3 separate regions of the Mus musculus genome follow, and all the other regions are linked to region 1. The links are chromatin loops, found by intact Hi-C in ENCODE. Cell type or tissue: left cerebral cortex. All regions are shown on one strand. Links, peaks and the distances in the headings refer to the core of each region. The heading gives the core; the rest is flanking DNA.

Region 1 (10,702 bases), core at 4,488-6,987:
AAGTAAAGTGACCTTAGAGTCACTAATAGCTTTTCCAGTTATAATTTAAGTAACGTGGAGGGGTTTCCCCTAACAATGAGGTTTATTTTTCATTTTTGAGTCCAGGTTTATTTGTAAAATAATTTCAAGGCAATTTTAGGAACTTTTCAAATGTCATATATTCCATTGTACAGTTAAGCCACTGTTATCAAGTGGAAAATAATATTAATCAGAAGAAAGTCATGACTTGAGCCAACTGCCATGGAACCGAGGGATTCAGAAGAGAACGCTCTTGCATGTTTACTGTGAAACTCTCCTAGGCTATGTATTTACACATACCAAGGGAGCAGTAGAAGGGAATAGATAACAATCAGAGGAGCCCTTGCTAGCAAATATCTGCTTAGATAATATTGATCATGCTAAAGTAGCTATGGTTCATCCTGGCTGGCCCAAATATCAGTTCCATGTTTGCTAAAACAAATTCCTCCATTTCTGGAACTCTTCCATGAGAACCTGGGAAAAACCCTGTGCGGAATATTGTGTGCCTTGCACTGGCCATGACACTGATTGCCAACTATCTGCTTACAGTAGCATCATTCTGGACATCCAGCTCATTAAAATGAAGATGTCAAGGTTTCTGAGCTGCTCATAACACCACAGTGTGCTTTGGACCAACGAGCAATTGTCAATTAGATGAGAATTATGTATGGTTGCTGTTTATACCCGTTGTAGCAACAGAGTACAAAGTTCAGAGTTCAGAGGTGACCAAGGAACATTATCCTCATCTCTTCGTTTACAATTTACATTTTGATTTTAATATTGTGATAATTTTAGTTATTGTTAGTAAAAAGATTTAATGAACTGTCACAGGGCAGCAGGCATTGAATGATGTGGAATGCGCATGAGATGTACATAAAAGTGAGGATCAGAAAGTTTCCGTTTTGTTGGGTGTGTAGCTAAAGATACATCACTCATACCCCTTGGCCCTCTGCATCTGTATCAGAAAAATGAGAACTACAACATCTGCCTCACTTGGATGTGAAGAGCAATGAAGCAATATTTTAGTAAAGAGGGTAAAGAACCCAGAAGTGGACTGGAGAGACGGCCCAGTGGTTAAGAACACTTCCCGCTCTAGTAGAGGACCCATGTTAAGCTCCCAGCACCCCCATGGAAGCTCATAATGATATGTAACTCCAGTTCCAAGGGATCTGACACCGTCTGGCCTCCCTGGGTACCAGGCATGCATGTAGTACACTTTCATACATTTAGGCAGACATTCATACGCATGAAATAAAAACAAGTATGTAAAAAAAAAAGAATCAACAAATAGATCCACACAAGTATGCCTGATTGTCTTTTGAGAAATGTGGTAAAAAATATACAACAGAAAAAGGCTGTGGAGAATTGGTGCACGTAACACTTGGGAAACATACAAAGCAATTAACTGGGACCTAAGCCACGATCTGTATATCTCAATGATTTCAGAGTGTACAGTAGAGTTGCATACAAGGTGCTTCGTGTTAGTTGGATTATTAGAAGGAAGCTTAGAAGAAGTCAGCTTGTAAGAAGGAAGGACAGTTTTGGATGGCTCAATACACTATCAGTGGCTTACCGATTTTGTATCTGCAGGAAGAAACTATACCATGGCTGGAGTGCATAGCAGAAGAAGGCAGTCACTGTGGTCAAATAAATAAAACAAAAGAAAAAATATGGGCCAAGGTCTTATTATCTTCTTTAAAGCCATGCCTTTAGTGATGTAACAGCCTTCCACTATTATCCATTTTCTGAAGGCTCCACTACTCCCAAATCAAGCCATATATTGTGAGCCAATGGGGAACATACAAAAATCTAATCTATGTCTTATGTGCCTTCATCCGCAACAGTTTCAAATCGTGAACAGCCCATGCTCCTCCGTGTGTAAGTTAGCTGAAGAATTCCAGGTGCTTCTCATTACTATGACCTGAGAAAAGCATCTTAAGGAAGGAAAGCTTACTTCACTTCACAGTTTGAAAGGACCGTCCGTCCCATCTGGGAAATCACAACGCTAGGCACTTGAGGCAGTTGGTCATATTGGATCCACAGTCAGGAAGCAGAGAAAAGTGAAGGCTGGTGCTCAACCCGCAGTCTCCTTTTGATTCAGTGCAGGATGTCAGCCCATGGAGTGTGCTGCCCATGGCTGCTCTGGATGTTGTCCTCTTCTCTCCATTTATAACTTACATTTTGTTAATGTCTTCTGGGTGATTCTGGGTCCCGTCTAGCTCATCAATATTAACTATTACATCTCACGAGGAGGATGGAAATCATTCACCCTCCTAATATTTCTCAACCACAGTCTGACAGATTTGTATCTAGAATGCCCAAAGAAATCCAGAATTCACAAGTCTAAAAAGTCAAAGTAGAGAATGGGGGGAAAAAAAGCTATATGGATGCCAAGCGAGAAGATGAGAGCATTGTTGACATTAGTGAGCACTGGGGACGTGCACAGCAGGTTAATGCACAGTAAAAGCTGCATAAGGGTCTCCTTATACAGGTGAAACATGGTAAAATTAAAAAAACAAAACAAAACAACAACAAAACCATAACACTAAAAGCTGGTGATGGTGCAGGGAACCAGATCATTCACACGCTGGGGTGGGGGGCACAGAGTGACACAGCCACTTGGGGAAGAGAATTGAGAATTTAATAAAAATAGGAATGTGCTTGATTTATGACCTAGTGATTACTTTTATGCATATATTCAAATAACTAGAAACATAGAAACCTGCCCACGAATATTTCAGAAGCATAGTTAATAATAGCTTCAATCTTAAAATAACCCTAATTTTCTTACACTGCTTAATGATTAACAAACTATAATGTATTCCATACTATAGGCTCAAGAGAGGAGAGTGGGTCACTGTTGGACACAATAAACTTGAATTGGGCTTAAGTCAAAGAAGCCATTCCAAGATCACATACCAAATGGTACCTTTTGTAGAGTGTTTTAATGATGAGAACCACGTATGCAGTTGGTTGGTACTGGGAGACCGTACTGACCTTGAAAGAACACCAAGGGTTTTTTTGACGATGCTACTCTTTGTGTAGTCTGTGCTATTGTTATGTAAATCAGTACATATAATAAAATGGAATAGACTTAATATGCACACAAGCAGGTATTATGTTAGAGAAGTTCAAATATAACATTGATAAATACCATTGGTGTCAATTTCCCTCTTATGATATTGTACTCTAATTATGCAACATTTATTGTTGGAAGGAACCAGGTCAGTTGAAGGATCCATGGGATATCTTTGTATGATTTATCACAAATATCTGGGAACCCATAATTATCAAAAAGAAATTAAATGCAAAAAAGAAAGAGGAAAATTAGAAAAATTAGGCTTCAAGATGAAAAGCAAAAGACTGGAAAAGGTACATTCTGGGAAATGGCTTAATTAGTAATGAACCTGCCTTGCAAATGTAAGGACCTGAGTTGGCTCTTCACATCCAGGAGAAAGCTGAGCACAACAGACTACAATCTCAGCACCAGGGAAAAGAACACAGGAGGATGCCTGTCAATCAGTCTAGTTTAATTGGTGAGCTCCAGGCCAATGAGAAACTTTATTTCAAAGGCAGTGGACAATTTCCTGAGGATGTTAAAGTTGGCATTCTGTTCTTGTGGCTGTCTTCTTTTAGGTTTGTTTATAATAGCCAGAAGCTGGAAAGAACCCAGATGCCCCTCAACAGAGGAATGGGTACAGAAAATATGGTACATTTACACAATGGAGTACTACTCAGCTATTAAAAAGAACTAATTTATGAAATTCCTAGGCAAATGGATGGACCTGGAGGACATCATCCTGAGTGAGGTAACCCAATCACAAAAGAACTCAAATGATATGTATTCACTGATAAGTGGATATTAGCCCAGAAACTTAGAATACCCAAGATATAAGATACACTTTGCAAAACACATGAAACTCAAGAAGAACGAAGACCAAAGTGTGGACACTTTGCCCCTTCTTAGAAATGGGAACAAAACACCCATGGAAGGAGTTACAGAGACAAAGTTTGGAGCTGAGACAAAAGGATGGACCATCTAGAAACTGCCATATCCAGGGATCCATCCCATAATCAGCCTCCAAACGCTGACACCATTGCATACATTAGAAAGATTTTCCTGAAAGGACCCAGATATAGCTGTCTCTTGTGAAACTATGCCGGGCCTAGCAAACACAGAAATGGATGCTCACAGTCAGCTATTGGATGGATCACAGGGCCCCCAATGGAAGAGCTAGAGAAAGTACCCAAGATGCTGAAGGGATCTGCAATCCTATAGGTGGAACAACAATATGAACTAACCAGTACCCCCAGAGCTTGTGTCTCTAGCTGCATATGTATCAAAAGATGGCCTAGTCGGCCATCAGTGGAAAGAGAGGCCCATTGGTCGTGCAAACTTTATATGCCCCAGTACAAGGGAATGCCAGGGCCAAGAAGTGGGAGTGGGTGAGTGGGGGGGGGGTATGGGGAACTTTTGGGATAGCATTGGAAATGTAAACGAGATAAATACCCAATTAAAAAAATTTCCTGAGGATGACATTTGAGTCTGTCCTCTGACCCACCACGTAAACACATGCATCAATCTATGACACACATAAACATGCATACTTACATACACGCATGTGCATAAAAATTCAAATGACAAAAATGTAGAAAGCTTTGGCTACCATGTCTAAGGCTGAGCACAGGTCACATACAGTGAGAGCCATATACAAAGCAAAGGTCACATGCCACCAGAGCCATATACACACTTGGCAGGCAATGGTGCCCAAGGGTGCACTGCACCAAATATGAAATCATTATTAAAATATAAAAGAAAGAGAAAAATAAGAGCTTTCAAACAGATGCATAAGACAAACAGGCTGTAAATAAGTCTTGGGATGACAGACTTGCAGCTCACCAAGACAGCAGTAGGAAGGGGTCTAGGGACCATGGCAGAAAATCAGGAAAGGCAGAGTGCTTCATGCCATAGACGCTGCAGTTGATGCTTTGGATGAATCTGAAGATATAGTGAGGACTCATTACTCTCCTGACAAGATAAAAGCAATAAAGATAATTTGGGTCACCAAAGTAAACAAGAAAAAACTCTGAATGTGGAGATTTGAAAGTTAAGTTTTTGAATCTTGAGCAACTGAAACAGAGTAAGAGAAGAGCACGTTTGGCCTAAGTGTAATGAACACTTGCCAAGTAGAGATTGTATCATGGGACTTAATAAAGTTATATATAACTCAAGAAGACAATGTTAACATGAAACATGATATTTTTAGTCCTGCAAATATTTACACTGATGCTTGATTTTTATGCTTTTAAGTTCAACTCCAGACAAAGTATGGAAAATGGGTATGAATACAAAACAGAATGTACCTGTGCGAACTTTGCCCCACGCCTGGGCAACAATGCTGCTTAGTACATATTCAAATTAAATAAAACAAAGTTATTATGTCAGAGACTCATCTATAGCTAATGTTCATTATAGCAGTCGTCCCAATAACAGAAACATGGGAGTAACGCTAAATGTTCGTTACTGGACTAATAGATAAAAGAATAAATTGCTTATAAGCAATGAAGTGCCATTCAATAGTAAGCAGATGAAATTTTGTCATTTTCACCCATTTAGGTAAGTTTTACAAGGCACTTTGTTAAGAGAAAGGAATGAGACACAGAAAGATAATTGCTCCATATTGTCACTCAGACATGAAAGCTAAAACAAGCAGTTTCCAAGCAGTAGTGGTAACTTGTGAATGCACAAGTAACAGACATGTGCCCCTTAATTTACAGGAAACCATCGGGGTTGTGGGGAACACGCATGAGTTTGTGTCTGTAAAGTTCATAGACCCTGGCTGTCAGGAGTAAGAGTAATGTAGGAGAAACAAACCATCATGTCTTGGAAAGGCTGATGCACAGAAGACTGGAAATAGCCTGTCAGGGAGTTGAGACATCATGCTTGTTGTGCACCAGCCTGGAGCTGAAGAAGGCCTGGGAAGGTTGCATATTCCTAGCCCTATGAAAAGATGTACCAAGAACAGGAGAGGCTAAAAACAACATTGCAGTAACAAGCTGGGCATGAAGACAGATGAAGTGTGGGACTGTCTATATATAAAACACACACACACACACACACACACACACACACACACACACACACACGAGTCACACATAAGACAAAAGCAAACCCAGGCCTGACAGATTAACCCTTTTAAGGTAAAAAGAGATTATTACTTACACAGGCAACAAAACCAAGCTTCCAGCTCCTGGGTCTTTACCAGGGTGATACTGAGACACAAGTGACTAGCCAGCATGATTAGGAAGCATGAATAAGAACATGACTAGCAGCATGAACAGGAAGAAGCCCTGATGTACAGGAGACGATCTGTGCTGCAGCCACTTTCATCCTGAGAGCACAGCCAGGAAACCATCCTCCAGCAAGACTCACAGCCACAGTTGAGCAAAAGTACAGAGCTGCAGGGTGGTTGAGACATCAATCATGGCTGTGACTAAGCTGGTCTGAAGTGAATAATGGCAATGGCCAAGTCAATCTGTCTCATCCCTGAACTTCACTGTCTCCCTTGGAAGAGTTGCTGAGAACAGCTCCAGGGAGAGCAGTGGGGAGCAGAGGCGTGGTCGGGTGGAGGGTCACTGGTAGTGGATTGCTATTATTCAAAACCCTTGAGACAAAACCAGTTCCCGCAGAACAAGAGTTGGCAGGAGGTGACTGTATCCATCAGAGGAGAAGTAATGAGTTGTAGTCTTTCCATCTCTGAAATTAGGATAAAAAGTTTTATCTGCCCCTGTCACAGGGCCTTGTAGAGAACAAATGAGAGTAAGAAATAACTCATAGCCACACAGCCTGCACACATGCCATGGAGGTCACTGCCCAAAGGGATCTTAGTCATTGCACAGGTCCATCAGAGCATTCTTACAAATATCAGGCGTCAAGGGAATAGAATTAGATAGTAAAACAGCACTGGATGTTTGGGGCTGAAGAGATGGCCTAGTCCTTAAGAGCATTAGATGCTTTTCCTGAGAACCCAGGTTAGATTCCTGGTACCCACATGGTACCTCACAAGCATTTGATACTCCAGTTCCGTTTGTTACAGTTCCAAAATGATAACTCATGTCATCCTCAAAATCCAAGAGTCATCAGCCACATTTGTAAGTTTTACAAATGTGAATTTATAATTTTGAATGTATAACTTTGAGGATTATATGAGTAATCTTTGTTACTCTGACTTCTTCTGGTCCCCAAGGGCACCAGGTACATGTGTGATACACAGGCATATAGCCAGGCAAAACATTCATACATTAAATGGTAATTGAAATTTTTTAAAAAGCAGTATTGGAAACTGTTCAGAAGTCCTGTCCGAGTGTCTGGAGGTATCTTTTTCTCTTGCATAATTCTTTTCAGTACTGAGATGATGGTTGGTTGTGCCCATGTCCTAACGTCATTCCTTAGAGTTGGGAGCCTGTTTTATCTGTGGGACCTCATCCAAGCACGCCTTTGTAGAACTTACAAATGTGGCTGATGACACTTGGATTTTGAGGATTATGTAAGAGAAAGCATTTAAGTGCTTGGCGTGTGATGGGTAATAAATGCAGTTAATAAAAGCACTATTATTATAGGATGATACTTATTATAATGCTATCATTGGAAGATAGTCTGTTATCCTTAGAAGTATGTATGCCTATGTATGCATGCTCACTGTTACTTAAAATCACCATGAACTGAAATAGGCTGTTTTAGATTCCCAAATAGCAAGCCGTCATACAGGTACAGTATAATCTTTTTCACAGCATGTCCTCATTTAGACCTCTGTTAGTTCTTCACATCAAGATGAGATAGAAATTCTTCCCATTACACCAATATGAACTCTAAGACTCAGAGTGTACATGCTAAGGAGGGGCTTTCTGTTCCTAAATATACTCTTTGGTACACAAATGTATACTACCATGAAATATTTTATCAAATCTTTTGTCACTAGAAATTATTTTTTTTCTTAATCCCATTGAAAACAAATCTTGCTTGAGATATATTTTATTTTTAGCACTCGGTGTCAAATCATGATGATCACTTAGAACCAAATTCTTCGAACTCCTTACCGTATAGTTGTGGAAACCTAGCTTTTCCCATGGGGAATCACTCAGCATTACACAGATAATAAATACTGTTAGCAAAATCCAGATGGCCTATATTTTTGAAAAATGACTTTTTAAATTTGCTACATAGTTTCTCAGGTCCACTGATTTATTTTGCTTTTGTGTGTTTTCATGTTTTGCATATTGTGACTAAACTGAGCTATGTTTGAATGTGAAATGCTACTCACAGGTTCACGTATTAGAATAATTGGTCTCCTACTTATGGTACTGGATGCTATGGAATTCTTATTAAATGGGGCTCCTAAAATAACTAATACAGAAAACTGGTACTGAGAATGGAGTCATTGCTAAGTTTATATGAAACCTGACCATGTGGACTTAAGGTTTTGGAACTGGTTTCAAAAGGAATGGAGAAGAGCTTAGATCAGCTAGTGGGTGAAGGCTTAGAATGCTATAGGCAGAGATTAATGGGCCATTCTGGCTCGAGTAGGAAAGACCATGATCTCAACAGAAATGTGTACAGTGACTCCAGGCTTATAGTTCCAGAAGTGAACAAGGACTCTATTAGGGGAGTGACCATTTATATTATATTCTGGTGAAGAAGCTGCCTATATTCTGTCCAAGTTCTGAAAAATTGTATCAGGATGAATCCAAAAGTAAGTGACTAAGATGTTTGGGATCAGACACTTTAAGACAGCATAGCATTCCAGATTGTGACACGGATACTGCTCACTGACTTTAGCCAGATTTACATAAAACAAAAAAATAAGAGATAAAAAAGGAGAAAAAAGATGTGAAGAAATGTGTATATTTGGTGAAGATAAGAGTGTGAAACTGGTTAAAATTGAGAACAGGACAGGTAAAGCAATCTTGCACAAAGTAACTTTAATTGTTAAAGATATTAGCCCTATTTAGGAGAAAGCATATGAGTTGCACATTGCCTCAGTGCAAGACCCTATCCATTGATGGCTCCACAGTGTGAAATTGAAAATAAATTGGAAAGACATTGAGAATTAAAAATATATACCTGCAGAAAAAAACAGCTATCATGGCCCCGGTGACCAAGTTATACCTCAAGCTGTTACCAGAACTTAGTGATGCTGTCTATGTAGTTCTGACTTTTCAAGCATGCAGAATGCAAGAGTTATGGGGTCATTGGGGGATTTTTGCCAAGGTTCCAAAGAGCTTCTAAGGCCATGCAGTGTATAGCTGAGTCAGAGGCGTTAGATGGGACTGCATGTGAGGTTGTAAAAGTAAAACTCAAGTTTCATTAAATCATCCAGAATCTTGGAAATGTCAGGACCCTAGGAAATCTACTAAGAGAAGCTTCAATTAGGCACTACTGAATTCAGTCTTAAAAGACAGTCCATGTACACTATAGTGAGCAAAGTTGCAAGAGCATTCAAGCATAGATAATGCTACAAGGGCCCCAAATTCCAGACATGGAGACACAGGACTCAGCATTCATCTTTCTGGATTTTAGTCTTCCTTTAATTTGATCTGGCATGCTGCACACCCATTTCTTCCTTTTAGAGTGGAGATGTTTACCCTGTGTCATTGTATATTGGAAATGTATATATTTTATTTTACAAGGGCTCCTCATTAAAAAGTGCTTCTGACTTTAGACCAGCTTTGGAACTATGAGACAGGATAGACTTTTGAAATTGGACTAAATACACTTTGCATTATGAGAACCATGAGCCCATTGGGGCTGAGTGTTATGATTTAAATAAGAACTGTCTTCACAGGCTCATGGGTTTGGACACTTGTAATTGCTGCTTTGAGAAGTGGAGCCTTTAGGAGCTGGAGGAAGTGTTCACAGAGATAGGGGGTCTTGGAATTATAGCTCTGCTCTCCTTCCTGTCTGAGTATTTCATGATGCAATTCATCACCACCATACTCGCTTCCATGCTTCCCATGCAAAAACAGACTGTATTCCCTTAAACTGTGAGATAAAATGAATCCTTCACGCAAGATGTTTTTGTGTCAGATATTCTATTAAGGAAAAAGAAGAGACCTAGAGCATGTTAATTCAGACATGGCATGCCATTCACTAAGCCATCCTATCAAACTGGATAAGGATGTCCAGAACATACACACCTACTCAGCACATCCAGAAAAGTGGGTATTCAGTGCTATAACAGAATCACTAACAGACCAGCTCTTGCAATAAAGTAAATTATATATGTGGGACCCCTGGGGACTTTTAGACTTTCAAGCTCATTAAAAGGGTACGGGAGAAACTTTCTGCAGGCTTCTGCCCAACTGGCAGCAGGGCTTGGGGATCCTGTTGGTCTTCAGGGGAACTAGAAATGACGCGCATGAAGTGAGAACTTAACTCCAATCATGTCAACAAAATACTGGCAGCACTAAGCCATCACCAGGAGTCAGCGTAGTCACAGGAATGAACTACTGTTCAAGTCATCAAACGACCTAACTGTGTCCATCGCCGGGCAGAGTATATAAACAGCTATTAGAACCCCTCTCTTGTATGAAATAATCACCCATTTTCTGCTGCCAAAACTAATAATCCACTTTCTTGGCTGAGTCATCCTAACATTTCTTTTGACAGCAGCAGCTTTCAACTCCA
Region 2 (10,702 bases), core at 4,085-6,584, 260 kb before region 1:
ATGAATCAACTTCCGAAACATAATTCAATGGACATATTTCTTGAAGACAACTCCTTTCAAGGATTTCTTTGAATCACACTCACAAGTTAAGGGTGATTTGTGCCAAGAGCTGAGGAGATCTTGGTAGTCCTAGTCCCGATCTAACCTCTAGGCCAGGAATGTTGGCTGGGAAAGGAGGCTCGGAAGCCAGGATATCATGGTGAAGCAATAGTTAGAAGCAGGCCATATCTCACGACTGTTGGCAGCTCCTGCTCCAGAATGGTTCCTGAGAGGCAATGAGAAGCAAGGGAAGACAGAGTTTCTGTTCGCATGGGTGATAAGGGCAGGGACTTGTGGCCATGCAGAGGCTCAGGGACAGGCACTGGGCAAGCAGATGAAACCCATTCTCCAGGGATAGGTGCTATACAGCTCTCTCAAGCTGGAAATACACAGGAACAAGGCTGGCCATACTAATCAACCATACAATGTGGCTGGTACCACAGTTCCAAGGCTCTTTATTACCACGTAGGCCAGCTTTGCGCATAGATCCTAGCCAGCAAGTTCCTGGGTGTGCCTGTGCATGCTCACCGTGGTACCAAGACTAGAGATGCAGGATGCTATGTCGTCCGTGGAGAGGTGGAATGAGCATGGGTACTGGGCAGCAACCATTGGTCAGCGATCAGTTAGAGCTGGGTCCCTGGGACTCCATGCACACTTGCTACTGCAGGCATCACAAAAGGCAAGCTCTGGCTAGTTACTTGGCCTCCACCAGCTGTTCCAGACGCTGCAGCATTGTTAGACGCAAGGCTTGGAACCTGGAGAGAGACAAAGCTAAGGGGTTTTCCTAAGGCTAGAGGGCCAGGGAGGTGAGAGCAGAGAGTGGGGGTGATGGGAGCAGGGAGACCACTGCTCCTAGCTGGTCGACTAGCAGTCACTTCTGTCCTTCAGCAAGGAGGCTCCAGGGCAGCGGACTGTGCAGAACTTCAAAGAAAAGTGCTGGCAATTCTATTCCAGACTCTCTAGTAGGGACAGGGATGTGCTGGGATGCAGCTCAGGGCTATAGATCAGTTTGTAAGAAGACAATGCCTGAGCCAGGGCTGTGCAATTAACCTGAGCTACGTCCTTAGCCTGGGTTTTGAACTGTTCTTCCCAAACTGAATCCACTGGCCAGGTGATTCCCAGGCCTCTACTGTCTTTAAAATCCTATAGTGACATCACTGATGGGTACGATGCTCTAGAGTCCCCACTGCATCTGAGGTCTAGTTGCACAGAAGGAAGCCTGTGGGTGGATATGGCTTTCTAGGGATCATTAGTGTGAAGCCAAAATCCAAACCAGCCCCGGCTCCTGGTCTCTCATATTGGAGAGAGCATCTTGACTTCCCCGCCCAGCCCTCCTAAATGTTCCTCACACATCCTGCCCCATGCCACACATCTCTGAATCACAAACAGATCACTGGGACCCAAAGCATCATTAATGTCACATAGCCTGTCCTGATGCTGGTGACCTTTGCTCCCCCAAACAGCAGCCAGAGCTTGAGTGTTAACAATCACTGCTTCCCACTGGGCTCAAACTTCCTGCCTGTAGGACAGCCTTGGACTAGGCTGAGGTTCTATCCAGCAGACTCTGTGCTTGCTTTATCGGAGCTTGGTCATTAGCAGAACCAGAAAGCCAACCCAGGGCTCACCAGGCTCCTGCCCTTTGTCTTATGCTCCAAATTCCTCAGAGAAGAGGCCCGGCCTGGATAGGTGTATGCTTTAATTCAGGAGGCTAACACCCCAGCTTGCTATCGGTACTAATCAGTGGGGTAGGAGAGTACTACTGGGGACCGAGGTCAGCAGGCCTTCCCACTGTACTTGGTGTCTCCAGAAGGGAGAAGCCTGCCTGCTTGGACAGAGGTACGCCCTGCAGATGTTCTCTAGTGGCCAAAACCGTGTCCGGCCAGCGGGTAATGCTTACTTCATGGTCAGTTTGATTATTTCTCTTTCTTCCTCTTCTTTTAATTTTTCAACAAAACTGTCCAGCACCGGCATTTCGAACTTAATGTACTGGGCAACCTAGAAAATCCAAGACCATTAACATGTGCATTAGATGAGGGCTTGAGATGTGCTTTCCCTAGTGGCCAAAGCCAAAGTCCTGTACCCACAGGACACAGGAGCCGCCTCTCTTCCCAGCCCTACTGCTGCCATTGCTCAGTTCTGTGTGCTGGGAGAGGAGGGACTACTCTTATCTCAAAGGCAACCTTCATCCACTGGAGGAAATGCCACTGAGATAAATATTGGGAAAAGCATTCAAGTCTGTGTCATTGTCACACCCGAGTGCTCTTGGCATGGGTGGGGAGTGGGAATACCATTGTGCTCAACAATGAAAAGAAGCTGACCCAGCCCTGGGAAGCTGAGGGAGTCAGCCACAAGCTTGGAGACCCATATTCCAAGGAGGCCCCTTTGTTTAGGGGCTGCACATCTGTGTATAGTTTTATCATTGAGATTTAATACCTGTTGCCCTTGAGTTGGCCCTAGTTAAGGGCCTCTCTGTGAGTCTTTAGCATGATAACAAAAGCATCAGAAACGGTTTTACTTATGAGGAAACCAGCAGGGCTGAGCTCTCTGAGTACCCCAGTTCTTCTGTCCCCTAAGCTAACAGAACCTAGGATACACTGCCTGGGAAGACTGGGGCCAAGATCCCCTTCCTTCAAGTCTTGCCTCACAGTCCCTCCCTGTGGAGCAGGCTTTCAGCTCCACCCCCACTCACATCATGGGGCACCTCCTCGCTCAAGTCAGCTTCCATCAAGAAGATCTTGACAATTTTCTCACAGGGCCCATGCAGGATTCTGGATATCAGTGGGTACTCGCAATCTTTTAATTTTGTCTGCTCTGAAATAGAATTTTACAAAATTCATGGGGATGTGAGGATTGCCCACCTACCCCTGTATGTACGTATGCATGTATGTATGTATGTATGTATGTATGTATGTATGTAATCAGGACAGGGGCATGATAAAAGGGAGGTAGTCAGAGAATCTTTCTCAGACTTCTGTGGGTCTGCATCTTGCAAGATACATGATTCCATGGAAGGGCAGCAGAACTGGCCAACCTAGGTCAGCACTCTGGACTCAGGATTGAGGCTAGAAACAGCTGCTTTTCTCACTTTCCCAGCAGCAAGACATCAATCTGTTGAGACCTCTCATTTACTGTCAGAAGTCAGATACTGTCAGGACAGAAGCTAATCACCAGCCCCAACTCTAGACCCTTGTTAGCCCAGGGGCAGCAACAGAGGAATCCACACAATGAATGCCACTAAAAACCATCCTCACCTTCCATTAGCTACTGATACTTGGTCACCATCTTGCCTCAAAGTCCCCTCCACCCTCCATTCACCTCCATCTTCTCACCTCTCTAAAAGTTGACTTCCTTGCTATGACAAAAGGAGTCTGGGCATTCCTTTGGGTGATTCATCTCTGGGACCTTCCATGGTTATCTGGGATGACCCATTAGCAAGCCAGCTTGTTTTCCTCTTGTAGACCTGCATTTGGTTCATGTACTTTGTAGGCCCATCCAGTGAGTGGGAGTAGAGGGAAAATAATTGTCCTTCCTATATATCATTTAATAAAGGCTCGGCACAGAGAAAATCGGGACAGAGCAGACAGAGGGGGACCACAGACTTGGGGACACAGGAAATGCTTAGCAACAAGAAGCTGCCCATGGGCTGCAGAGGGACCCAGAGGGTTTACAAGAGCAGATCAGGTCGCAGCCCTGGCATACAAGTCCTACTCTCTTAACTGAGCTACGTAATGGTTCACTAATGAGAAGGGCCTGGAGAGGGTTCTTCCTAACACTGCTTTAGAGGGGTTCTCAGAACGGAACCAAGTTTGACGGTGGAGGGGAAGGTGTGGGGAAGAAGAACAGGTAGCACACTTGCTGTGTGAACACCGGAAGCTAGCACTTACCCCCAGACTCATGGACGGTGTAGAGTGCAAACTCACTGGGACCATCTTCTACCTGCACAGGCAGCCACAAGAAATCCAACCACAGCATTTTTTAGCAAAAGGGTACAGACCAACCCCACACCCTTCCTTGCCTAGAATCCCAGGGACACCGGCACATCGGCTTTCCCCCAAAAGCCAATCCCAGCAACCCCCAGTCCTTCCACCACTCAGCAAAGCAGCCTCTTGGCAAAGCTGTTGTTCCCTGGGGTCACACTTACCCGGAACTTGTTTAGTAGCAGGGTGAGCACCTGCTGGGTGGTCATAGTGCTGTTAACCCGGACGTTGGTCACAGACCCATAGGCAGGAGTGAACACTGAGGTCTGTGTAGAGCAGATAGATAGCTTAGGGCAGGTCCAGAGGAAACATAGCTAAAGTTCTGAGCAGACCAAAACAGCGGGAGACTACTTCTTAGAGCACCTGTCCCATGACCATGATGTTTGTTCCTAGACCTGGGGACACTCAAGGAGCTATGTGTCCTCAGAGCACTCTGAAGAAGGTGCTTAACACTGTACATACCCATCAACAGCAGCTCTCTGGATCTTGGAAACCAGGACCCTGGAAGGAATTCACTGGGGTAGGACACAGGGCTCTCCATCACTCTACCTACCGACAGCATCAGCATCAACAAACATCTGTGGACTTAGGCTCAAAGCTTCCAGATCTACTCTCTTCCCCAAGTGCTGTCCAAGCAGAGGCCTCCAGTCTCACTGTGGCATTTGCCAACAAGCCCCTTCCTCTCACCTTCTAGCATATCCTTCATACCACTCCCCTTGGTGCTACCTTTTAAAATACTCCAGATAACAAAATGTGATCTAGCCCAGGTTCATATAGTCGTACCTGGGTCTTCCTACATCTCTCACTCCCAAAGAGACCTGATGGCTCAGAAACAACCCTTGGAGAAGACTGCCAGGCATGTCTGCTTATGTCAGAACCCCCTTTTAGAAAATATGTAAGGCTTCCTGTGGCCTGTATGAGGCCATGGGCATCTCCTCTCACTCTTCAGCACACAGGATGCCAAGTCCTCCAACAAACATCTGGTGCTCCAGCTAATTTTAAAAATTGCTTATTTAAACATTCCTGTATACTTTTTTGAGTCAAATTCTAACCACACAGACCAGGATGGTTTGAAACTCAAGACCTTCTTGCCTGGCCTCCCAAAAGCCAGGATTGCAGTTTAGTATCACCATGCCAAGCAGATAATGTTTACTCTTTTGTGGTCCTGGAAATTGAACCCTGGGTCTTGTACATACTAAGTACCTACAAGTACTCCACCACCATGAAGAACACCCCCAGCTCTCTTCTTTGATTTTTAGATAAGGTCTCACTACGTGGCCTTGAACCACTTGCACAGCTTAAGCTGTCTCAAAACAGGATCGCCATACTTTGTCACCATGCCTGGTTTATTTATAATTCACCATGCCTGGTTTATTTATAATTTTTTTTTACATGAGAGGCATGTTATTTTTTTTTGTAATTATCTTGATTTTTCTTCTAACACAGCACAGATAGCTCCTAACTTATGATGGTGTGACTCATCATTTTTTACTTTACGACAGTGCAAAAAATATACACATTCATCAAACCATCTCTTAAACTTTAAATCTGGATCCTCCCACCCGCCACCATCGTATGGAATCCAATGCTACTCTCCGTGCCGGGCAGCAATGGTGTGAACAGCTCCCGGTTAGCCACATAATCCTCTGGAGAAGCAACCGGAACTCTCCAGGGGGCTGTGTCGCTGAGCCGCGGAGCACTGTGACTTGGGTGCTGCATGTATTTCCACCTTATGTTTTCAATTAGGATGAGCTCATCGGGACACAGCTAGGCTGTCAGAGAGCTTTCTTGTAGGAAAATTAACCAGGACACTGTCTGAGGCTTGGGAAGCCTGCTACAAGCACTATAACCAGGCACGGAATGTGTGAAGCGTCTTACAAGTCCTCTTGATCCTTACAGTGGCCCTCTGGGTTACCTACAGCTGTTCCTATTTTCTGAGAAAGGAAACCTCGGTTGGGATGTTAAATACCTGGTTAGGGTTAGCCATTTGGAAAGGACTGTGCTGTAGCGGAGGAGTCTGCGGTGTTTAGAACTTCATGTGCTTCCTATCTGCTTAAAGCTGGTGCATCCCATCAAACCTGACTGTGCTGCAGTGAGCCTACCAACCCTAGCTGACACCCACAAGCACAACAGGCTACAGGCTGTACAGGAAATGAGCCTTTGGAACAGAGGTCCTCAACCTTCCTAACGCTGAGACCCTTTAATACAGTTCCTCATGTTGTTATGACCCCCAACCATAAGATCATTTCGTTGCTACTTCATAGCACAAATTTTGCTACTGTTATGAATTGTAATGTAAATATATGTGCTTTCTCATGGTCTCAGAACCATCCTATGGTGACCTCCTATGAAAGGGCCATGTGACCTCCCCCCAAGGGGTTGTGACCCATAGGTTGAGAACCACTATTGTTGTGCCAAAGATGCATGGAAGGTCATTCAACTACTTCAAGGAGAGGAACATTCTTGTCAACAAGGCTGTGTTTGTTCTGCACAAAGCCTGCCTTGGACATATACCAGCCAAGTAGAGAGAAGGTCGTTGGATTGCTTTCTTATCACAGTGGATCACATCTGGATCCGAGTAGCCAGGACAAAGCAGTGGGGATACCTACAATTGGATGGGTCTGGGGATAAAACCCATGCTGTTAGTCATAACAGTTTAGGGAAATGAACGTGAAGCACAGTTGTCAGGAATAAAATCTAGGACAAGTACTCCCACCAAAAAACGTCAGTGCTGTCAATTAGTAATTTTCATTGTTGTTTGTGTCTTAAGGAATCTGTACCCCAACTTCTAAGAACATTGTGTATAGAGGAGGTGAAAATGGCTTTTTTGTTTTGGTTAAAGAGTCTCTGGAGTCCATGTTTCCTTCCTGTGAATCACCCTTTTAGAACGGCAACTGCTTCAGCTGGAAGGTTCCCTCTCCATTCCCCAGCATGGCAGGATGTGGCCTGTCCCAGTACACTCCAGCTCCATAGGCAGGGCCACACCCAGACTGCCACTCACTCCATTTATAGTAACAATCAACGTATCCCTTTATAGCTCACTTGTTAATGGAGTGATGTAATGAGGGGAAGGTGATCTTTCCCTAAGGCCAGTACAATGCAATACTTGTACAAAAGGAGAAGGGCTGGGAACTCTGAGATCCCCGGGTTCTCTGGGAAAAGATACCCATGGCTCTGGGCACACCTAGCAAGCCAGCTTAATTACCCAGTGAGAGCGACCGCTGTGTACATGATGTTCCCATGACCCTGAAAGGGAGCCTCACAAGAGTGGGCCAACTAAAGATACTCTTGGCATTATCATCTGTTTAGCGCTTTCTTGCACCCAATCCATACAACTTAGAGAATGGAAGTGGGGTGGGGGTAGTGTTGTCTGTGTGGAAGCTCGAATGGGATGTCACACCGCTGTGGCATTGAGGAAGAGCCAGTCACTCTCCTGAGCTTTCTGCCTAGGGCAACAGTTATCTAATGGAGGAATGGGACGAATGCTGAATGTTAGGGGCCCGCTCTTCTGTGCTGGGGAATAATTCCTGTACTCTCAGCTTCAGGGCCCAGGAAAGGGCAGATGGGGACTTCACCTTGTGGTTATAAAAATGTCCATTGATGGAGAACCGGTGCCGTCGTATCTTCTGGGCTTCGCTTGGTGCCCGGGATTTGGACCTCCTCTGGATTATGCAGCTGGCATCGCTCTTTGTCCGCATAAGCTGTGGGACCTCCTCCTCTTCCCCCTCCAGGGCTCCTGCAGAAATAAAAGATGAGAAGCTGGGGGCAGGGGGGAGGGAAGGTGGTCATGGCTCAAGCAGTGGCACTGCCTGGTGGACGTTGTGGCTCCCTGGAGCCCTGTAGTCGTGGCACTCTATAGTAATGCTGGGCCTGGTTTGGATGCTGGGGAGCAGCTGTGTTGGTGCCACAGTGCCTCTCATGGTCCCCACTGAGGTATGTGGTCCTTCCATCCCTGTCCTCTGAGCACTCACTCACTCAGGGACAGGTCCTTCACCAGGTGCTAAGGGAAGGGTACAAAGAACACAGGTGAATGACACCTGATCTTGGAGTTGAATGTGAGGATGAGGTCTTAGAGGCTTGGAACAAAAGGGAACAGTGGCCTCTGCTGAGCCCACTTCCTTTTTATATCACAGCCCACTTCAGAAGACTCAGGCCAAGGACCTAAGGCAACACTTCTATAAGCCTCTGCTTTCTTTTCCGTAGAGGAATAAAGAAGAATGTGTGGAACCTGTTTCCTCCTGTGCAGGTCCTTAGTGAGGCTCTCTCATGAGACAGATGCAGCTGTTTCTGTGATTCCCTATGGCTGTTCTTTGGAGACTGTGTGCATCATCCAAAACAGGCTGGGGTCTTCTGGGTTTTGCTTACCTGAGCTATCTCCGGAAACCTCTGCCTTGTTTGCAGGTTGAGTGCCAGGCTCTTCAGTGGGGACCTTGCTGTCCTGGGGTGAAGCTTCCTTTCTGAAAACAGAGAGGCACAGTACTCAAGTAGCTGCGACAGAGAAAAATGCCTCTCTGCTTTCACAGGCAGGACACAAGTGAGGAGCCCAAGGGCTGAGTGTGGTGAATTTTATCAGTATAGTAGAAAGCTCCCCACAGCATCTGTTGGAAGGAGTGGAAGCTATCCCTTAGAACGGGTAACTGTTCTGAGATGAATCACAGACCATGTGCAAAGTCAGTGCCCAAGTACACCTGGGATGCAGGCTCAGCCAGCTTAGTGCCTGCACAGCTGTGTGCCGAAAGGGCTTGAGGGTGTTGTGGGTCCAAGGAGTCAGATTAACTTTGGGGATCAATTCTCCAGCCTTCTTGGCAGGACTGACCCCAACCACAAGCCAGAGAAGACAGTATCAGGATAGAGAAGGAACGGGAGTGATGAGAGGAGATAGCATTCAGTAGAGAGACTGTGAACATGGGCTGGGCGAGGGATGGCTAGTAGGACTGCCTCTACCTTGACAGGGGTTGGCGTGGGAAGCATGAGTCATACTTGCAACCTTTCCAAGGAGTCTTTATGTTCTAAGTCATGTTGCTCAAAGTTGTGTACCAGTGACCAGGGACACCTGGGGTAAGAGCTACTGTGTCACCCACATGTATTATCTATCTATCTATCTATCTATCTATCTATCTATCTATCTATCTATCTATCATCTATTGAGTGTGCATGTGTACTCAGGTAGGTAAGTTTATATGCACCACATTTTGCAGGAGCCCATGGAGGACAGAAAAGGGCACTGGAATCCCTGGAAATAGAGTTATAGGCAGCTCTGAACCACTGTATGCATGCTGGAAACTGAACTAAGGTCAGAGCAGCTGCAACTTCTGATCCAACTCTCCAGCTCCTTCACATATATGTTTTTAAAACAGTGTTTCTGTATGTGAGCCTGACCTGGGTTCAAACTCAGAATTCCTCTGCCCTTCAGTTTACTGAGGGTTGTAATCTCAGGCAAACTTACATCACCATGCCCATCTTATCTGCATATTTGGCAAGGACAAAATTCTGAATGTGTGCCTCTGAAGAATCATTGCGCAAAGAAGCAAAACTCAGACTAACTGCCTTTGTCCTGATGGTAAAATAAATCGGATTTTAAATTCTGGTAAATTGATGCAAACAGAATCTGTCACTAATGTGAAGCAGTAGCGAAAATAAATTTGGATGAATCCCTAAAATTTCCTTTCAAGGAGATCCCAGTAGGCTGAGGACATAGCTCATTAGTATAGCACTTAGGCGTGGGTTCTGTCCCCAGCACCATAAAGCAGGTGTTGGGAGCATGAAATTATTCTCCTGGAGGAGGGGCAAAGGTCATATCATCCCAGGGAGGGCACCCTAAGTAAGGTTGTGTGTTGCAGTGGGTAAGGCCAGAAAGGACTGAGGTAACCACTGAACAGGAGAGGGGTTTGGTCTGCGCTCCATTCCTAAGCCCCATACAGCAGTGAAGCGTCTACCCCAAGGCTGGGGTACCCACTGGGACAGAGAACTCCACATATAATGTGGTGCACCATGATAATAGACATCACGGAGGTCCCTGGCTCCACTCTACCTGCCAGACACTCACTGGAGGTAGCTGAGCCTCTCAGGCACCCATGTGGCAGACGGCAGGTGCACTCGCTCCCGATCATCCTGCATCTGCAGCCGGATGGGTCGTCTGAGTCCCCAGGCAATGTTGAGGAGTCCTTCGATGATCAGAGTCCCTTCTTCCTGTGGGAGAAACACAGGTCAGTCATTTCAAAAATCCAGAAGCTTCCCTAAAGATGTCTGTCCTTCCTCTTTGTGACCTGCTCGGGAACACGATGCTCAGCCCCCCAACCCTCCCAGGGAAGAGCGAGCTGTGTGTGCATGCTTCAGTGCACGAGGGCAGGGACCAGCAGGAGGACACATGAGGTGTTCCTTCCGCTGCTAAGTCCAGGCCCGGCCAAAGGCAGGGCGGAGGCCAGCATGGAGCTGCTGAGTCAGGTGTCCCCTAGGACACCGCAAGTGTCTGGCAGGCACGTCTACACTGCCGGGAGGAAGCACGAGCGGGGGGAGGCATGCCTGGACACTTGTACTGGGCTAGGCTCCTTGACTCAAAGGGCACTGGGACAGAGAATCCCATAGCCACCAGGCTCTACTGGACATCCTACTGTCTGTGTTCCCTGCCTTGTTTTTCTCTCCACACATCCATCAGTGGCAATGCCAACTGCCTTTTTTTTCCCCTA
Region 3 (10,702 bases), core at 4,276-6,775, 170 kb after region 1:
GACACATACTGTTACATTTTCATCTCGTGGGCTTCTGAAGCATCCAAGATTCTTGATTCAAAAGGCCGTGCTTGGCTCCTGGCCCTTGAGTTACCCTTTCATCTAGTGTGGGCCTCCCCTGGCTATTTCTCTCCCTTCCTCTGCAGGATTGTTCCCCACACAGGCCTGAGGACTCCTGAGGTGGGTGGCAAGACATGCTGTAGCTGCCCTGGACCGGGGTGTGTAGTGTCTCCCCTGAGTCCCAGCACTGATGCCTATGGCGGCAGGGTTGGCTGTGATGAGCATTTTAGATAAATGGAAAATGTACAGCCCTGTACGTGGGATGTGAAGACATATTTATGTGATGTTTTGTGGACGTTTTCCAGTATCAGAAAGTGACTCAAGGCTCAGTTCCATAATGGGGAGCCATTAAACATCTGGCTATGACTAGGTGCCCTCGGAAGCAACAGTTGAATTCCAACAGGAATAAATCCTGACAGAGGACCAATGGCGCTTCCTCCTCAAACCCAGCTCATCCTTACCCAGCACATGTGCCTTGAAGAAGAGAGATTTCTGGAATACATGGGTATGCAAATCAGTCCTGAGTTAAGGTTTAGGTAAAATGTTGTTTCCCCAGAGGCCATGGTCAGATCTGCAATGGTTTTCCCTCCGAAACTCATGCTGAAACATGTCTGCCAGTGTGGAAGCATTGGGGCCACCAGTCATGGAGGCAGAGCCATCTCGAGTGAAGCTTTTCTTATGGGCATAGCTGGGCTTCCATGAGATCCCTTCTCTGTGTCTTTCATACACACACACACACACACACACACACACACACACACACACACACACACGCACACATGCACATGCACACATTCAGATGCATGTCACTGCTGCTTTTCACTGAGTCAAAACAACACGAGGACCTCAACAGAAGCCTAGAAAATGCAAAAACCATTTGATTTTCTTGGTCTTCCCAGCTTCCAGATTATTAGCCAAACTAAACCTCTTATTTTTATAACTTGCCTATTCAATGTCAGCAAACCCTGTTACAGTAACCAAAAGTGGGCTAAGAAAAAGCTCATTTGACTTGAGCCTCTTCCAAGGGTGAGCTTGCCAGTGTTGTGTATGCAGTGGTGCTCCAAGCACATTGTTCTGGTGCAACAACTCCTTAAGGACTTTTGGCTAGAGTCTTGTCTCTGAACATCTCACAAGCAGCTTTTCCTTAATTACTGCAAGCATTGACTCCCGCAGAAGCCTGCAAGATGCTGTCCAGTCTCATGCTCTGTGCAGATGGATCCCAGGCTAGAATAGAGCTTGGGGGTGGTCAGAATCCCTGATCCAGGCTCCTAAAGCGACCCTGCACCATCAACACAGGAAGAGCTGGCTGAAGGGGAAAACTTCAGTCTGGAAGGTACTCACTCTAGCTCCCGAGAGAAGCAACTACCTAAGACCCGCCAGCATTGAGCTGTAAGGATGAAGGTGAAGGAGTAGTATGTCTACCTTTTGGGGCACTCTGAATAAAGCCTACTTCACAGAAAAATTTAACCCGAAGCCCCTGGATATACCACAATGGGATGCAAATGACCTGGTAACCAAGTGCCAAGCATAGTGTAAAGACCACCATCCAGCTCCATCTTTCTCCAGAGGAGCTGAGAGGGGGTTGGGGAAAGAAGGCTAGACCCAAGTCAGAGCCATAGCCCAGCTTGCTCCACACCAGTACATACAAAACGCCCCTGGGCTATCAGTGCCCTGGAGTGGGGGTGCACCGAGTTTTCACCACAATCAAAATCTAATGAACTCCTCCAGGCTCTGCCAAACCATGTAGGCATCTGGAAAGAATTGTGGGCTCAGCTGGGAACTATGCTTAAAACGACCTTTTCCTGTAACATGCTGCTTTCTAAAATGGCACATCATGGCCGTCTGAGTCTGATTTTTTAGGGGCTGACGTTTTCTCAAATTCACACTGACTAGGAAGGAAAGGGAAAGATGCAGTGTCAAGGAGCTCAAAGTGCAGAGAAGCACAGCCTGTCCCCAGCAACTATCCCAGCAGCAGGCAGTGGAGATGCCACCCTTCCCGAGCAGAAGCCCAGGTCTGACAGGGCTCCCAGTGGGTGCCTGTATACTTTCAGACCTGCCAATTGGCCTTGTGCTTAACACACAAACACAATGTACTCTGGTGCTGCTGCCTTCAGTTAAGAGAGATGGCTCATGTTTCCTCCCTTAGACTAGCAGCTGTACAGAGAGAGGCTAACATTCCTGAGGGATGAACGTGCAGAAAGAAAGGCCTATAGAAGGACCATAAATTACCGAGAGGTCAGAAGATAGTGTCAAATGGGATCTTCCTTTTCATGGTGAATCGCCTGTTGACCCATCAGGATGGATAGATGGAGAGCCAACGATGATGGCTAAGTGTTGGACTTTGTTGCTAGCCTATGGTATTAGGTACGAGTTCTGAACTTATAATCTCAACGTAGAGTGATATTTTTTTCTTTTTACACAACTCCATCAAAGTGGAGAGGCATCTGTACTCCTCCCTAGCTGTTGGGGTTCTGCCTCTCACATGCACATACACAGCAGGCGTTTACTTCTCCCTCCACAGTGGTCCCCACAGTCACATATCTGACGATCATTCTGGGTCCCACATTGAGCACTGAGACATGCTGAAGGAAATGCATTACATTTCTCTATGATGGCTGTGGATATTTGCCGAGACTACAGCTCCCCAGCTCTCACTTCCATAGTCTCGTACGTTTTCTTGACCATCTTCCTTCTCTCTGGGGAGTGTATCCCAAGTTCCTGGAAGGCGCTGATCTTGTGAACTTCTCCGTTGCCCAGGCACACAGCCTGCTCAGCTCAGGAGTGTGTGTCAATCTGTCTGGGTCTGTGTATATTGTATGTCAAGCCCATGTCAGCTGGTGCTGCCCCAACAACCTCTCTTACCTACCACACTTCTGTAAACCCCCTTCCTTCTAGAGCAGCAGTGCAGTTGTGTCTCCCACACCTTCCTAGAGCATGTCTCTGTGAGGGCTATGCCACCCCTAGGGAGCCCATCGTGAGATCTCATCTGCTAAGCTGTAACTTCACCAGGCCATGTGTTCTCAGTTCAATTCCCTCCCCAAGAAAGGGGACCCTAGCTTTCTCCACCATGGTGCCTCCATCAGAAGCAATTGCATCTGCAGGAACCACTTAGTGGGGTACAGAGCCTCTCATCCCCTTGGGGTCTTGGGTGTACTGAGAACCTGCTGCTCAGCCTCCCGTGTGTCTGTCATAAACTGTGCTTATTTCATGCCTGAAAAGTCCTATGACTGACAGGTAACAATCTCATTGTGACAGTTGTGATGGTTTGTATATGCTTGGCCCAGGGAGTGGCACTATTAGGAGGTGTGGCCCTGTTGGAGTAGGTGTGTCACTGTAGGTGTGAGCTTTAAGACCCTCATCCTAGCTGCCTGAAAGCCAATATTCTGCTAGCAGCCTTCAGATGAAGATGTAGAATTCTTAGCTCCATGTGCACTGTGCCTGCCTGGATGCTGCCATGTTCCTACCTTGATGATAATGGACTGAACCTTGGAACCTGTAAACCAGCCCTAATTAAATGTTATTCTTATAAGAATTACCTTGGTCATGGTGTCTGCTCACAGAAATAAAACCCTAACTATGACAGTAGGCATTAAGTCTACTGGGCCCCTGAGATGATACCACACTGTCCCCTTCCTGTCATGACAGGAGTTCTTCAGGCTAGAGATAGGTTTTCATTTCCATCTCCCTTCCAGCCATTTGTACCCTTCATGACTGAACATCCTCCTTCCTCAAAACTCCAGGGAAACATTTGGTGTTCCAGATACTTTAAGCAAATTCTCCAGACAGGGAAGGACCTGTCCTTTGACCACACTGGAAGGTTTTCCATCCTACCTCAGGCACTGTGTTTTTTATATGTCCTTTCCTCCTGATTTTCTCCCTGTAGAGGGCTGACAGTTCTAGATAGCAAACTCTTCTCCCCGTTTTCAGTATAGCTTTTAACCTAAGCTTAACCAGCTAGTGTGTCTGCGCCCTGGAGAAAGTTGGTCAACTTCTCTAGGTCTCTACCACTGAATGGAATAGCCAATACCTGCCCGCCTCACAGTGGTTTCTGAGAATTATGGAGAAGCAGTGAAAGCATCCTGGGCTTCATGATGCTACCGTGCATAGTGACATTGATGCCATACATTCAGGGACTTCTGGGCCACCACAGCTTCACAGTCCCCCATTCCCATGAGTCTGTGCTACAACTTGACAAATGTTTGAGAACTTTTTGATGAAAATACCCTCAAAATGTGTACAGTGGGAGGGATCTGAAGTGTGCTTCTGTGGCACCTGTGCTTCCTGTCACTTGTCCCCAGGCTTCATCCCAGCACTTACTGCCCTCCCACTAGACACCTGCCTTCCTGTAGCAGGGACCACCATGTTCTAAAAAAAGCCTTAGTGGATTCCGTGTGCCACTTGTAAAGGCACCATCTAAAGCCAGGCTCACCCTCTACCCGTCTAAGTTCTTTTCTATCCTTTCATTAAATATGGCATGAATTTCATGTGACACGCCCTTCCTGTGTCTAAGAACAATACCATAATAGCCTAAAATTTTTAGTCTCTGGAAAATTCTGAAGAATGTTGCCAGGTTCAAAACTGGCATTTTTTTTCCTTTGAGTGCTATCTATCAGTTCTGGACATTTGTCTTGCCATGTCTCATCAATACTGTATTTACCTAGTGCTCACACTGGATTAGATATGATTTTTTAGTTATTTATTTTCTTTTATGTGTGTGGCTGTTCTGCTAGCATCTATGGGTGTACAGTATGTTCATACAATTCCTCAGATGCCAGAGAGGGCACTGGATCTCCAGAAACTGGAGTTCTAGGTGGTTGGGGACCACCATGTGGGTAGTGGGAACCAAACTCAGATCCTTTGCAAAGGCAGGAAATTCAATCACTCAAGCTCCCAAGATAATAGAACTGTAAAAAGAGAAAAAGTAAAGTGAGACTAAAACGATAGGCTACCCCATTATAGGCTTCTCTTCTTTGTACATATGACAGACAGTAAGAATATTCAGGAAATTGACTTGTCAGAGGATATTTAATAATAACACAAGAGTATACATGTTGAAAACTGAATAGAATTTCATTTAGGAAAGAAATTTCCTGGAAGCACACAAGACCGTGTGTGCCTGCTGTACAAGCAAACATGATGAGGACACGGTGGGAGCCTGGAGCTTAAACAGCTCGCAGCCTAATGGCATCTGATCTCCATGAGCTAAACCTATGGGTGCTTGGACCCATGCAGCCTGCTCTATGCCTGTCCACTGGGTGAAGCCCATGCATGCTTGGAGAAAGTCAGAGCTGGCAGCTACAAAAGAAGAGCAGTATTGATTTACTTATTTTGACTCCCATTCAAAAGCAACAACCACAAAATAAAAGTCACTTGGCAAAAATGGAGTGAGTGAGGAGGAGAGCTGACCTCCTAAAACAAGGATGTGATGAGCCATGTTTACTCACAGACCATCTGCAGGGCTGTCACAGCGAGGATGGGATGCTGAGCGCCAAACTGATGTTGCGTGGGCGTCACTTGAACATTTGTCTCTCTGGGCAACAGAGAGTAGTAACAGATTGTTCCGATTGAGACAAACCTTTCCCCTACTTTTTTGCCCAGTAACTTGCTTAAGTTGACACGTTTGTTGTTTCTCCTACACTTGACAATGACATCTGGGGAACACTCATTATTCTCAATATTTAATGTAGAATTAATGCTGAATTAATTAAAGTTGTGCTTCAGGCAGCTTTACTTATCTCCTCTAACAATAGCCTCTCCGGCTGCCATCTGACTCACTCAGGGTGGAAATCAACAGACACTTAGTGCATCACTGATACAGAAAAAGTGAAGACAGGGAATTGCACTCCCAATTCCCACCAATGGGCTATCAGCGTTGTCCTCTCTACATGTAGTTTTTGCGGACTCTGAACGCCATCCCCATGACTTTGCTTCTTGGAAGTGTGGGTGCTGTGCAGAAAGGATGTCAGGAATGTGTTTAGCAGATCATCATGAAAGACTTCTAGGGAGACTTGAGAAACAGTTATCCTAGCACAGGGACTGTGAACAGTCAGAGGCAGCCTCCTGAGGAGAAAGGATGACGTCAAGAACTCTAAGGGGGAAAAAAGTGATTCATGGAGTCACTGGGAAATAAATGGTCTTAACCACCCACCTTCTGAGAGAGTGACTCGACGGATCGTGCTGGATACCATGATGAGAAGTGACATCGGTGTTCATGATCTTCCCTGAAGAAAAGTAAAATGATTGAAATGGTGAATATATTATTTGCTAGTTGTGCTTTAAAAACGCCATCAGAGCTGTTACATCGTTTGTTCTTTGAAGCATCTTGAGAAGCAGACAGTTTTATTTCCAGTTCAGACAGAAGGAGAATAATAAAAGGAAAATGTTGAGTTTCTCCAGCGGGCAAGTCAAAGCTCGCACACAGACTGTGTCTACATCCTTCTCAGCCACTGTCTGTAACTTGAGTCTCGATCATTACCTCATTGGCTTGTTGTGAAACAAGTAATTAAAACAATGCCTAGAACTTACTGGATGATGCACTGTGGGCTTCTATTATAGTAGAACTGTTAAAAACTGTTCTGTGAGGTTAATTTAACTTGAACAGACTACTCCAAAAACACACTGCCAATGCAGGTAGTGCATACATTAAGGCTAAAATCTAAGCTCGTCTCAGGATCAAAAGAGAGCTCTGGGGAGATAGAAAATCTCTTGGGTTTTGCTCTTCCATCCCAAAGATAATAAAATTTTTCTTAAATGTCAGTGTAGTTACAAGTCTACTCACAATGGGCTATTGCTGCTTGTAATTGAGAAAAACTAGAGTGACCACATGCTGTCAGTAAATAAGTGATACAATAAGCCCAGGTCCAGTCACAAATAGACCCATCAGAAGCACCAGGAAATGGTGGGAAAATCTCCACCTTGTTATTATGCTTGTCGTGGATATTGTTTGAAGTGAGCAAAGCAAGACTGACAAGAACACATGTGCATGAGACAACTACTCATTCAAAAGCAAGGCAAATAAACACATACATATGATCGATCAACACATACTACAGATAATACAACCATACAAATATATTGCATAAACAATACAAATGTCAATACAAATATATTACAAGAGGATAAAGTAGAGAATTTTTTTGTGTGAGAATTTAGAAAATACTAACACATTAGATGTAAAAAAAAATTCTCAAAGAACAGAAGAACGTGTTCAGCCTGATCGATCTGATATAGAAGCCAGCTCACATTATGCCTGACAGTGAAGACAGCCTGCTGTCCCTGTGAGTAGACAGGACAGGGCAGTTCCTACCTCTCCATTCTTCCAGCCAGTGAAATAAAAATCTCATATGGTGTGAATTGTCTCCAGAAACCCATCCCTTACCATTGCCAAAAATACTTCTAGAATGACAACAATGGACTTTGTCATGGTTACAGTATATAAGATAAACATACAAAGACTATACTTCCACATCAAACACATAGAAATCAAAATTAAAAATATGCCACCTTCTACAAATGCTTACAAAACAATTAATCAACAGAATATGCACAAAGTTTATGGCTAAACGGTAAAAGTTACCAATGAAAGAAACACAAGACCTAACTCCATGAAGAGGCTCACCCATTTCCTGAGTTGGAAGATCCCTTGGGAGTAAAAATTCCAAATCCTCCTAAGGTTTTTGCCAACTTCTAATACTATCATTGTGAAAACTATCACAAGAATATAAAACACCTGATAATTGGAAAAATAAAAAAACATACAGCTTAAGTAATTTTGAAAAAGAAGAATAAAATGAAACTCTTCCTGCTTTGAGGATACACGTAGTTATGAGTGGTTAAGAGTCTGCGGTATTGGCACAGAAATAAACACATAGACTAATGGAGCCAAAGAGGCAGCCCCTAAGTGCATCTGAGCTATGCCCAAACCTTGACAGAGATGTAAAAGCAACTCAACAGAGGAAAGACAATCCTGCAAACGGCACTGGGGAAATAAGGGGCAACTGACAATATCCTCACAGCTTATTAAAGAATAGACTTAAATGTAAAATGTAAACTCTAAGACTGTCAAAAATGAAAAGGCCAATGGGATAGCCCAATGGTTAGGAGCACTTCTTGCTCTTGAAAAGGACCCAGGTTCAGTTCCCATCACCCACACAATGGTTCAAAACCATTAGTAGCTCTAGTTCCAGGGGAGCCAATCCCCTCTTTTGACATTCACGGGCACCAGGCATCCATGCTGAGCACATCCATGCATCCATGCCATGCACATACACGTACCCAGGCAAGGCAGTCACACATAAAATTTAAAAACAAAACTGTCAAAGGAGTATTGAAAACACAGAGAAATTGAGCAATGTTAAATTTCGTGAGGAAATAGTCAACAGAAAAGCTACTCTGAAAATATTCAGCAGTTATTTACATTAGACACATACATCCCCTCTTAGATATTTATCCAGAGAAATTATATGCATGGAATGTTTTTTTTTTTTTAGAGATTTATTTATTATATGTAAGTACCCTGTAGCTGTCCTCAGACACTCCAGAAGAGGGAGTCAGATCTCGTTATGGATGGTTATGAGCCACCATGTGGTTGCTGGGATTTGAACTCCTGACCTTCGGAAGAGCAGTCGGGTGCTCTTACCCACTGAGCCATCTCACTAGCCCCGCATGGAATGTTTTAATACGCATTTTCATAGCACCTTTGTTCATAATAGACAAAGAAGTGGAGACGGCCCTTGTGTGAGTGACAGATAAAGGCATGCCGCGTCGACCTGTGCCTGGAACACCCTCAGCAATAAGGAACCTCCTAGTAACCACGGTGTGGGTTTCAGCTGAGACGTTAGACCAAAGGGGAAGGGCGCATCATAAGATGGTGCATGCAGTATGACTGCCATATGTAATGATATTTTTAAAATAATTTTAGTAATTCTTTGAGAACTACTTAGAATGTTTTTGATACTCACCCTAAACTCTTTCCGTGTGATCTCTGATATTCTGACTCTCTAACATTGTGTCCTTTTTCATGTTTTTACTTTACTAACCCAAGGACTCCAATGTGTGCTATCTGTATAATCCTGAGTGTGGCTGAGCTACCACAGTGTGTAGGAGATTGACTCTCCCTCCCTTAGATGCCATCAGCTGACTCTCAGTTAGGGGTGAGGGCTCATGAGGCCCTTCCCCTCTCCATGGTGGAACTTTGACTGGCTTGATCCTGTGCCTTTCTTGCATGTAACCACACCAACTGTGGGTTTCGGGGTGCTTTGGTCCTGCGATGTCCAGAAAACACTTTCTGCTCCCTTCCTCCCCAACCTCAGGCTCATACAGTCTTCTTACCCCTCCCTTGTGATTGTCCCTGAGCATGGAGACTAGTGTCCCCAAACTTATGATACAGATGTCCCACTTGCGGTTGAGCATACCACAGTCAGTCACTCCCTGCACCTTGACCAGTTCTGAGTTTTAAGGTTAACTTTCATCCACTGCACAAATCAACCTCACTGATGTGGTCTCAGAGTTGCTCTAATCCACAGGTATAAAAATACAGACAGAGGGCAGCATGGTATTATGTCCATTCAACACAGGTGGAATAGTAGAATAACTCCTGGAGCCAATGATCTTCCCAACCCTGGGTTCCTGCCCAGATTTTCAGTACTAGACGTGTGTTTCCTCCTGTAAAAGAAGCCTTAAATCCAATCAGAAATCACTGGTTATCCTATGACATTCATACCATAACATTGCGCCATGTTCCTATCTGGTCAGAGTCGTCATATTTTTTTCTTTTCTTTTCTTTCACTTTCTCTCTTTCCGTTTTTGTTAGCATAGAGTTCAAAGCTGGATCAGAAAGTAGATGGCTTTCCCCCCAGCAGCCTGCATATTATGTTCTAGTACTGTGAAAGCCAGCCAACAGGAGGGAAAACTTCCTGACCAATACTGACACATTTCTTCATGCCCTGGGACTAACACGAGTTGTGTCTTCAGCAGTAGGGTCTTACCATCACATTCTTGTATGCATCAAGAGTGGTGGCAATACCCTGCATTATTTTTCCTAGTTTTCTGTATTTCATGATTTCTCCAAATTAAACACACAACTTGACACTAAGGTCCACAAATGAGTGAGATCATGTGACATCTGTTTTTCTGGCTGTGTGTTATCTTACTCAGTGTATTCTCCAGCTCCACCTATTTACTTAAACATTTCATATTTGGTTTTCTTTATAGCTCCATAAAATCCCATTGTATATAAATACCTCATTTCCACTATCCTTTTAGTCAGTTGCACAGACATCTAGGCTGTCTCTGTGCTTAGCCATTGTGAATAAAACAGCAGTGGACCTGGCAATAGTAAGAAATAGAGTTGTTTTGATGCATGTCCCAGACTGGTCTATCATTGTCATATATATAGTACATCTATTCCTAGGCTGGTTGTTTCCTGCTGGAATTGCCACACTGGTTTCTGCGCTGGCTTCACTAACGTTCACTCCCACCAATCCTGTTTGGATTTTTCAAGTTCCACAGCCCTTGTCATCATTTGTCAAATATTAGTGCAGTTACTCCTGGTTATTTCTCAGCCTCATTTGCTTAAAATAACTGTTTTTATTCTCTTACTCTAATGGAGTGTCTACTTTTGATGATGATGTGTGTTTCTTAA

What was found. A loop is a pair of places that touch in the nucleus more often than their neighbours do. Peaks named below come from ENCODE experiments on the same cell type or tissue, not always from the same donor. Only the 100,000 strongest peaks of a DNase experiment are listed, where the experiment ranks them.
Region 2: a loop joins it to region 1, with 4 times the contacts of the local background. A loop is called at or near these places in 2 of 42 quality-filtered maps.
Region 3: it touches region 1 in a loop (3-fold over the local background); 2 of 42 quality-filtered maps call a loop at or near these places.

What each region holds. Positions count from the first base shown.
Region 1 is chr6:116,895,967-116,906,668 of GRCm38, forward strand. No RefSeq gene overlaps it. Among named protein-coding and RNA genes, the nearest start is that of Gm36873, 110 kb to the left of the region's middle. In left cerebral cortex, for the core only: no CTCF peak of the experiment used is centred there; DNase peaks (open chromatin) are centred at 6,042 and 6,420; H3K27ac peaks cover 1,654 bases.
Region 2 is chr6:116,637,505-116,648,206 of GRCm38, forward strand. Rassf4 (Ras association (RalGDS/AF-6) domain family member 4) reads right to left here. Exons shown (of 11, transcript NM_178045.4): 4 at 10,063-10,205; 5 at 8,382-8,473; 6 at 7,592-7,752; 7 at 4,181-4,282; 8 at 3,924-3,975; 9 at 2,729-2,850; 10 at 1,937-2,034; 11 at 1-794. The coding sequence ends at 734. It overlaps Mir7043 (microRNA 7043), which reads right to left and starts at 8,543; the gene lies at 8,474-8,543. In left cerebral cortex, for the core only: no CTCF peak of the experiment used is centred there; DNase peaks (open chromatin) are centred at 5,073, 5,597 and 6,043; H3K27ac peaks cover 1,457 bases.
Region 3 is chr6:117,065,949-117,076,650 of GRCm38, forward strand. No RefSeq gene overlaps it. Among named protein-coding and RNA genes, the nearest start is that of 2810048H02Rik, 81 kb to the right of the region's middle. In left cerebral cortex, for the core only: no CTCF peak of the experiment used is centred there; DNase peaks (open chromatin) are centred at 5,534, 5,852 and 6,103.